2 separate regions of the Homo sapiens genome follow, and region 1 is linked to region 2. Evidence: read pairs that join two places in POLR2A ChIA-PET (ENCODE). Cell type or tissue: Caco-2. All regions are shown on one strand. Each heading gives the region's core, and the rest is flanking DNA. Links, peaks and the distances in the headings are about the cores only. Region 1 overlaps LINC02698 (long intergenic non-protein coding RNA 2698). Region 2 overlaps LOC107987166 (a long non-coding RNA gene).

Evidence for each region. Peaks named below come from ENCODE experiments on the same cell type or tissue, not always from the same donor. Only the 100,000 strongest peaks of a DNase experiment are listed, where the experiment ranks them.
Region 1: POLR2A ChIA-PET joins it to region 2 with 5 read pairs; 2 of 35 experiments call an interaction of 5 or more read pairs at or near these places.

What each region holds. Positions count from the first base shown.
Region 1 is chr11:115,696,597-115,700,986 of GRCh38, forward strand. All of the region lies in intron 2 of LINC02698 (long intergenic non-protein coding RNA 2698), which reads left to right. Among named protein-coding and RNA genes, the nearest start is that of LINC02698, 39 kb to the left of the region's middle. In Caco-2, for the core only: no CTCF peak of the experiment used is centred there; no DNase peak of the experiment used is centred there.
Region 2 is chr11:116,364,561-116,368,950 of GRCh38, forward strand. All of the region lies in intron 1 of LOC107987166 (a long non-coding RNA gene), which reads right to left. Among named protein-coding and RNA genes, the nearest start is that of LINC02151, 130 kb to the right of the region's middle. RefSeq lists an enhancer at 2,499-3,236. In Caco-2, for the core only: no CTCF peak of the experiment used is centred there; a DNase peak (open chromatin) is centred at 2,651.

The DNA.
Region 1 (4,390 bases), core at 176-4,175, 670 kb before region 2:
CACGCCCTCTCCCACACACACTCACACGCACACACACTTGGTTCTGAGCCCTCCTGTGTTAGACACTCTATAAATATCCATCACATTGAATTAAAATGGAAACTGGACCTAGAGAGAAGGGGTGTGGCTGTTCTCACTCTGGCTTTCCTAGTTCTTTTGCTGCTCCATCCCGATCCTGTAGCTGCCTGCAAAGGAGAACACAGAGGTGAGATTAGAAGGCCCTCAGCCAGGGTTTGAGGAGGCCTCTGGGAGTCAGCTGACTCACCACGGGGGCAGCAGCAAAGGCAAAATCAGGGCCAGGCTGGGAGAGCTTGGACAGGACACCAAACCCAGTCTTAAAGCAAATGCAGAGTGTGACTGAGAGAGTTTGAGCAGAGCAGAGCAAAATGAAAACCAGTGAGAACTAACTCAGCTGCAGAAGGAGCCATGGAAATTATCCGAGGAAGCAAAGCCCCCTCACTGGGAGGAACCTCTTTCTCTTGGCTAATTAAATTCCCAAGCTTTGGAAGCCTGGCCAGAGCAAGCGCCCTGGTTAACATCACGTAGGGCACACCCAGACCATGCCTGAGTAGGGGGATGAGGTGTGGGCATCTAGGCTTACTGAAGGCTAAAACAGCAATTTTTTTTTTTTTTTGAGATGGAGTCTCGCTCTGTCGCCCAGGCTGGAGTATAGTGGCACGATCTCTATTCACTGCAACCTCCGCCTCCTGGGTTCAAGCAATTCTTCTGCCTCAGCCTCCAGAGTAGCTAGGATTACAGGCACCCACCACCATGCTCAGCTAATTTTTGTATTTTTAGTAGAGACGTGGTTTTACCATGTTGTCCAGGCTGGTCTCGGACTCCTGACCTCAAGTATCTGCCTGCCTTGGCCTCCCAAAGTGCTGGGATAACAGGCGTAAGCCACCGTGCCTGGCCTATGACAGCAAATCTTAAAAATGCAGTTCTCTGAGGCTAGCCTCTGAAAGAATATGAGCAAATTTTACCCCCTTAGATTATAAGTTAAAGACCTCAAAGGGGCTTGTGGAAATAAGAAACTTTGTGGAGGATGCTGGAAAGAAGGTGGCTGGAATTTCTCCCTCGTGGGTGGGTTTGTCTCAGGCAGAGATCTCTCAGTTAGCCAGTCAACTGTCTCTTCCATCTGGGCAGTGCATGGGGACAGCGGCCCAGGCTGGTTAGCCAGGGACTACACATGGGGCTTGGACCTGCCCTATCCTCTGCAGCTGCTTCAAATTTTCTTTCATCTGCTCTCTCCCTGGTCTCCCCTCCCCTCACTTCTATAGACCTCATTGTCGCTTGCAGTGGCCTGAAACCCCACCCCTTCCCTAGGCTCCCAAACTTGACACCCCCTAAGATCTGATCTATGGCAGCAGGACTGGTGGTGGATCCATGAAATAATCATGATAATAATAATGAATAAATGAATTACCATCTATTACATTCTTAATATATGCCAGGGCCCTGAGCTAAGTGTTTTATAATGCAGTATTCCATGTAATCCTTTTAACAGTCTTGTGAAAGATCATTTAATCATTTTATAAGACCTGATTTATAAATGAGGAAACTGAGGCCCAACAGCTTGCCTAAGGTCAGTCAGATACCAAGCTTGTTAAGCCGGGATTCAAATTCCGAAGTGCATGCTTTCTCTCCTATGGAGAGGACTGGGGAGCAGGGAGGTCAAATTCCTTGACCCATCATTTCTCCTGCTTGTCAAAAGGGCTCAGAGTGCCCAGCCTGTATCCATCGTGGCCCTCACCCCCTCCTCTAGGCCCTGTCTCTAGCCTGAGATGGCCAGAAGCCTGGGTCCTTCACCTCAGTGGGAAGTGCTTCACCTCAGTGGATACCCAAGACCCACCATTCGCACTTGTCTGTGGTTTGTGTGTTTCTTTGTTTTGTAGTTTCATTATGAAACTAATGAAAAGTGACATCAGAGGAAGTAGTCGCTTTAATATCTTATTTGTTTCTCCATGGTGTGCAGAAAAAAAGAAAAGTTAACCTCGGAAAGTATTTTCCTTTTTTCTTAGAATGTATTTATTGTTAAATGTCAGATTCAGGAGGTACATGTGCAGGTTTGTTACATGGGTATATTGCATGGTGCTCAGGTTTAAGCTTCTAATGATCCCATCACCCAAATAGTGAACACAGTACCCAAAAGGTAGTTTTTCAACCCTTACTCCCCTCCACCTCTCCCCTGTTTTGGAATCCTCAATGTTTATTTTTCCCTTCTTTGTATTCATGTGTACACAATGTTTAGCTCCCAGTTACAAGAGAGAACATGTGGTATCTGGTTTTCTGTTTCTATGTTAATTCACTTCGGAGAGTGACCTCCAGCTGCATCCATGTTGCTGCAAAGGATCTAATTTCCTTCTTTTTAATAGCTGTGTAGTATTCCATGGTGTAGATGTACCACATTTTCTTTATCCAATCCATTGTTAACGGGCAACTGGGTTGATTCCACATCTTTCCTATTGTGAATGTGCTGCCATGAATATACAAGCGCAGGTGTCTTTTTGGCAGAACGATTCCTATTTATTTGGGTATATACCCAGTAATTTCTATTCCTTTGGTTATAGACCCAGTTCGCTTGCTAGGTGAAATGGTAATTCTATTTTTAGTTCTTTGAGAGATCTCCAAACTGCTTTCCACAGGGGCTGAGCTAATTTGCATCCCCACCAACAGTGTATACTCGTTCCCTTTTCAGAAAGTATTTTCAAGTTTGTCAGACTGGGGACACTGTGTTCTTTTCTACAATTGGCCCCCGAAGTGAAAAGCCCCTAGTAGAAGTTTCTCTGGGCAGTTCAGTCTCAGGAAGTCCCTCTCCCATGGCTCCATGCCCCTTCCCCTGGGCATGGTGTCCCTTTGCTTTTCTTGTCTTTCCCAGACTCTTCGTCTGCCAGCCCTACCCTGAGCTCCGAAGTCACAGTCAGTTGGGGCTGGTGAAGGTGGGGAGGAGCCTCCAGCACTGGCCATCCTCCTGGCAGGGGCGCTTTCCCACAGCACCCTTCTATTCTGTATGGCTTGGCTTTTGCAGTGACACGTTGAAGACCATCATTGCTGTTTATTGAACACTTGGTGCTCTTCTGAGTGTCTCACTGCACAGATTCATTTAATCCTCACAAGAATCTGGTAGCATGTTCATGGTTCGCATTTTACTGACAAGAAAATGGAGGCATAGCAAGATGGAGTCACTCATCCAGGCCCACAGCCTGCAAGTGTTGGAGACAGGATGTGAGCTTCAGCAGTCTTGAGTGCCCAAGAGTACTCTTCCTTTCTGGTACTGAATGCCGGGGACATTTAGTAGTGATTTTTTTTTTTTTTTTTTTTTTTTGGCAGGCTGGCCTAGGAAACTTTCTGCTGTGAATAACACAGCTCTACATGCCAAGTTCCAAGCAGCTGACGTATTAATGAGCATAGCTGTGGCCTGCCTGCTCTTTTGTGTCCCCCTCAGAACTTGAACAAAAGACATGCTCCATGGGTGTTGGGTGGGTGGTTGATTGATTGAATTTTTTACCCACAGGAAGCTCCACTGGCTTCCACAGCTTCTGAGGTTGGAGAAAGGAAGGAGGGAGGGAGGCGTGGTGGTCTATGTGAACAGGTTCCTCTCCATCGGCAGCTTAGTCCTGGGGTGCATGCTGTGCCTCCTTCTTGGGTAGATTTTTGGGGCAGACGCTATGGATTCCTGTGAAGTTGGTGAAGCAGATCCACACTGAACTCCCTTTCAACCTGGTGGACCCCTCATTCTTTTCTTTCAGCCTGAGGACCTGGCAGCCTCTGAAAGCACGTCTGCAGAACATGCTGAATAGGCCAGTGCCCACGGGAAGATAGTCCTTAGGGCTAGCTAGCTGCTGTACTCACTTTCCTAGGATGGCTGTGGGTTGGAGTTCATGGGTCTCCCAGGCTTCTTAGAGACAGAAAGAGCAAACCAGAGAAAGCTTGACTCCAGTGCCCAACCTAGGAGGAGGTCAGGCAGTATAGAGAGACACACAGGTTAGCTGACAGACATTTCAGATCTACCTCAGGCTCAAGATGCCACACCTGCTGTTACTTGTCCAGGGAGTCAGCCCTCGAGATGCCCCCTGTGGGGAGACCTCAGAGGGTGGGGAGACCAGAGGGAAGAACGGGAGGAGGGGGAAGAAGATGTCATGTACTGAACTGAGAACACTCAGGGAAATAAAGGATCTATTTTTTTCAATTTGTTCTCAGCAAACATTTGTCATTTAATTTCTTCCTAATTACACAATTACGTAATTATGTAGTATTAGTAAAATAAAGCCTAAAGACGTTTGAGTAAAGAATTACTTAAGTAAATAATGTCTGACTGAAGTAATTATTTCCAGGGTTTTCTTTTTTAAAGGAGAATGGGATAGAATTAGTTCAGGCATTGTTGCAGGGC
Region 2 (4,390 bases), core at 264-4,263:
CTACAGAGAGGGCTAAATGAGATAACACACATAAAGTGCTTGGCACATGGTACACACTCACCAGATGTTAGCCCAAAAAGGAATGTGGGCCAGGGAAGCCACAAAAAAAAAAAAAAAAAAAAAAAAAAAAAAGTCTTCCTAAATTGGGCTCAGGGAGTGGCTGTAGGTGTTCGTATGCAAAAACAGGATGAGGCCTCTGAAAAGGTGTCCAGGCAGGAAATTGTAAAGTACATTAAGTTGGGGGAAGGTTATAAATAAGCTACAGTCTTGAACAGCAAATGTTGCATGGGTGGAGGGAGCAGAGAGTGGAAAATTGAGTCAACTAGGGCTTTGGAGTCTGGGCTTTTCTCTGAGGCCATGGGAAGTCATTGAAGGATTTTGAAATGGAGAGGGATACAGAGTGATGGTCAACTGGCTGATAACTGGAAGCAGGGACAGGCTAAAGCAGGGGACCCCAACCCCTGGGGGACCAGTATCAGTCTATGGTCTGTTAGGAACCAAGCCACACAACAGGAGGTGAGCGGCGGGTGAGCAAACAAAGCTTCATCTGTATTTACAGCCACTCCCCATTGCTTGCATTACCACCTGAGCTCCTCCTCCTGTGAGATCAGTGGCGGCATTACATGCTCATAGGAGTGCAAACGCTATTGTGAACTGCACATGTGAGGGATCTGGGTTGTGAGCTCCTTATGAGAATCTAATGCCTGATGATCTGTCACTGTCTCCCATCACCCCCAGATGGGACCATCTAGTTGCTGGAAAACAAGCTCAGGGCTCCCACTGATTCTACATTATGGTGAGTTGTATAATTATTTCATTATGTATTGCAATATAATAATAAGAGAAATAAAGTGCACAATAAATGTAATGCACTCTGGTGCGTGGGAAAAACTGTCTTCCACTGGCCATGGTCTGTAGAAAAACTGTCTTCCACGAGACCAGTCCCTGGTGCCAAAAAGTTGGGGACCACTGGACTGAAGAGTAGATACAACTTTGGAGGTTATTGCAGTGACCTGGGTGATAGAGATGGAAAGTAATCTCTTACCTCTTTCTTGGCTCTAGCAAGGTGCCTCTGCCTTCTGCCCAATCTCCAGGTCCCTCTCCCATCCTCACCCTGAGTGCCCCAGGTAGAATCCCTGGGTCTCTGTGGTGAACCCTATTCCAAGATTCCCATTTTGATGGGCTGGCTTGCAACACAGTTTGAATCTCTGGTTGAGATCATTCTTAAGTGTTGCCTTTCTGGGGACTGGAGCCTGAACTTGGGACCCACCCACCCCTGATCCAACACACCATGTTGAAAATAGCAGTATGACAGCAGCAAAGCCTTCAGGGAGCTTGCAGCCCAGTACAGAGAGCAAGCCATGTGCAAGAATGACTATAACATAAGGCCAAGCATGAGTCACAGAGCTTTTTAGAATAGCTCTAGCTAAACAGCTATGGTTGTTCTAAAAAGAACGGATCAGGGAAGCCTTCGTGGGTCTCCATTTATTTGGGCCACCTGACTATTTCCATCAGAGCTACATGCCACCTATCACAAAGGCACGGCCACAGTGGAAAATGGCCAAAATCCCTCCTCACTTGGCCCGACAGGCCCTGCTCTCACCTCTCTGCATGTTCCAGATACCTGCTTTTAGCTCTTCTTGACTGAGACTGTGGCTGCTACCCCAGCCAGCCACGGAGGCATAGCTCTCCCTCTTAGATCTGCAAATATGCCCAAAATGGGATTGAAGAGGGGTGAAGAAAACAAACTTTGCAAGGAAAACAAGAGAAAAATACCAAGAATTATAAAAAGAAATATGTTTGCAGAGTGATTGTTTCTGGTTGCAAACTGAGCACTTAGCAAAATATTGACTTGCTGGGCACAGCCTTTGAGGGCCCCAGGCGGTGGTCTCTTGCCATTTCAAGATTTTCTTTGCTGAATACTTAAGAGATATTTGAATTTCTCTCCAAGCAGATAAAGGCTGGCCCTCTCCCAGGTGCCATGGGATCCTCAGTGCCTTCTTGAATCTGTCTGGTCTCCCATTTGGGTCCCTAGTTACCTCCATTAGACTGAAGCTGCTGCTCTGACACTGCCAGCTCTGTCCAGCAGGGCACATTTTGCCTGGGACGCTGCCCTCTGCTTGTGCCCCTGCCTGTGCCTCCTGTGTTAACCCAGCAGAGGCTTTCCTTCTTCCAACTCAAGACCCTCCTGACTTGAACCTGGAATAGTCCTCTCACCTGCCTGCCTCCCTGGCTATGCATGCTTGGTTTGCTGACCACTAAATGTCAGTTAAAACTTATTCTCTTCTCAGATAAACTTGCTCTGCACCCCTTGTGCATCCACATCTCACTCATCTACTTCCAGGCAGTCTTGAGAGCTGACACCCTCTTTCCCTGGCTGGGTCACACTGTTTCCTTCCCAGGATCAGAAATAGACACGACCTCCATTTTTACCTGTAAATCCCATTCTTCCTTTTACACTCACCCTCTGGTCTCCTGGATGGAGAGTGGAGTCATCCTGTTTACAGCAACAAGTTGGCAATTGCAGCAATGCCCTAAGCATCCTCCGTGCCTCAGGCCTCCCAGGCCCTCATCTGTATTCCACAGTTCAGCAGGGAAAGAGCTTTCCATAGTGCATGTCTTGTGCAACTTCCCCAGCCTCACATTCCTGGCCTCCCATTGTTCTCACAGAATACCTATGTCTGATTCACAGTCAACAGCACCCTGTGTGAGGCATTCCCCACCTGCCTTCCCAGTCTCAATCCTGGGCACTCCCCGTCATTCACCTTCCCTCCAGCCATTCTAGTTAGAGGGTCCCAAATGCACCCTGCTTTTCACCGGCCCTTCTGCTTCCTGCCTGCCCTACTCCATACACTGAAGGAATGTTTACTCAACCTCCACCAGGAAACCCTCTTTGACCTCCCTCAACAGAGACAGCCACATCATTCTCTGTGGATCCCACAGTGCTGTATTTGGACCTGTGTTACAAGATAATATTATTTCTGTAATTATGGATGTTCTGTCTCCCCAAGACATCAAACTGTGGCCAAAAGCCCAGACTCAGAGTCCAACAGAGCAAAGATCAAATTCCAGCTCCATCGTTTTCTAGCTGGGTGCCCTTCAGCAAGAGCAGACCTTAGTCTCAGCTTTCTCCTGTGTAAAACGGTAATAAAGATAATGAGACCTACCTTATAAGGTTATTGTAAGGATTAAATAAGTTAATGCGTATAAATCACATTGCCTGATACAAGGTAAGCTGCTATTCAATATTGGCTCATTCTATTTTAGAAACTGGAACCCGGCCGGGCGCAGTGGCTCATGCCTATAATCCCAGCACTTTGGGAGGCCAAGGCACGTGGATCATCTGAGGTCAGGAGTTTGAGACCAGCCTGACCAACATGGTGAAACCCCGTCTCTACTAAAAATACAAAAATTAGCCTGGCCTGGTGGTACACACCTGTAATCCCAGCTACTCAGGAGGCTGAGGCAGGAGAATCACTTGAACCCAGGAGGCGGAGGTTGCAGTGAGCCAAGATCATACCATTGCACTCCAGCCTGTGCAACCAGAGTGAAACTCCATCTCAAAAAGAAAAAAAAAAAAAAAAACAGAAAAGAAACTGGAACCCTAAGTTCTTACCACATAGGAACAATAACTAAATTTATTTAGTATTTGCTAGCTTTACTTGTATCAACCCATTTAATGTTCATAACAACTGCATGAAAATGTTGTTTTGTTATCTGTATTTTGCAGATGAGAAAATAGAGGCAAAGAGGCTAAAAAACTTGCCTAAGTTAATGCAACCAGTGAGCAGCAGATCCAAACCTAAGAAGTCTTGTTCCAGAGCCTTCTACTCTAACAACCATACCCCACTGCCTCTTTACATATTCACTAAACATTTATTATAAAACATGAACCAATCAACCCATTCAACTTTGTATCCTTAGTGCCTAGCATGGACCCAACACATAATGAGTTCTCAGAAACGGTTGTTGGTTAATGAGGAGCAGCAATTCCAAGTGCAAGGAATCAGGCTCTCCCTGTTATCAGTTCTCCTCACTTCTCCGTGTGTTCCCATGATTTTGACTCAGGGAACCCCAGCAGGAGTGGGCTTCCATCATCCTAGCACTTTGATCTTCACGATAAACAAGTGCAGTAAAGAGAGCAGGTTTCCTGTTCACTAAAGAAGGGGAGGAAGGCCCCTCTGCGGCCCAGGCAGCCATAGCTCTGCTCCAACCCACATGACCCCTGGCATCTGCAATGATTTGCAGAGAGAGAAAAGGGAAAGAGAGTGAGCCCCAGACAGGGAGAGATAGAGAGAGCATTTGACTCATTAGCTTCATATTAAATTCTGACGTTTGAACCTGACGGAATCCGAGTAGGGCTGGAGTAATGAATTAATCCCAGGGAAGA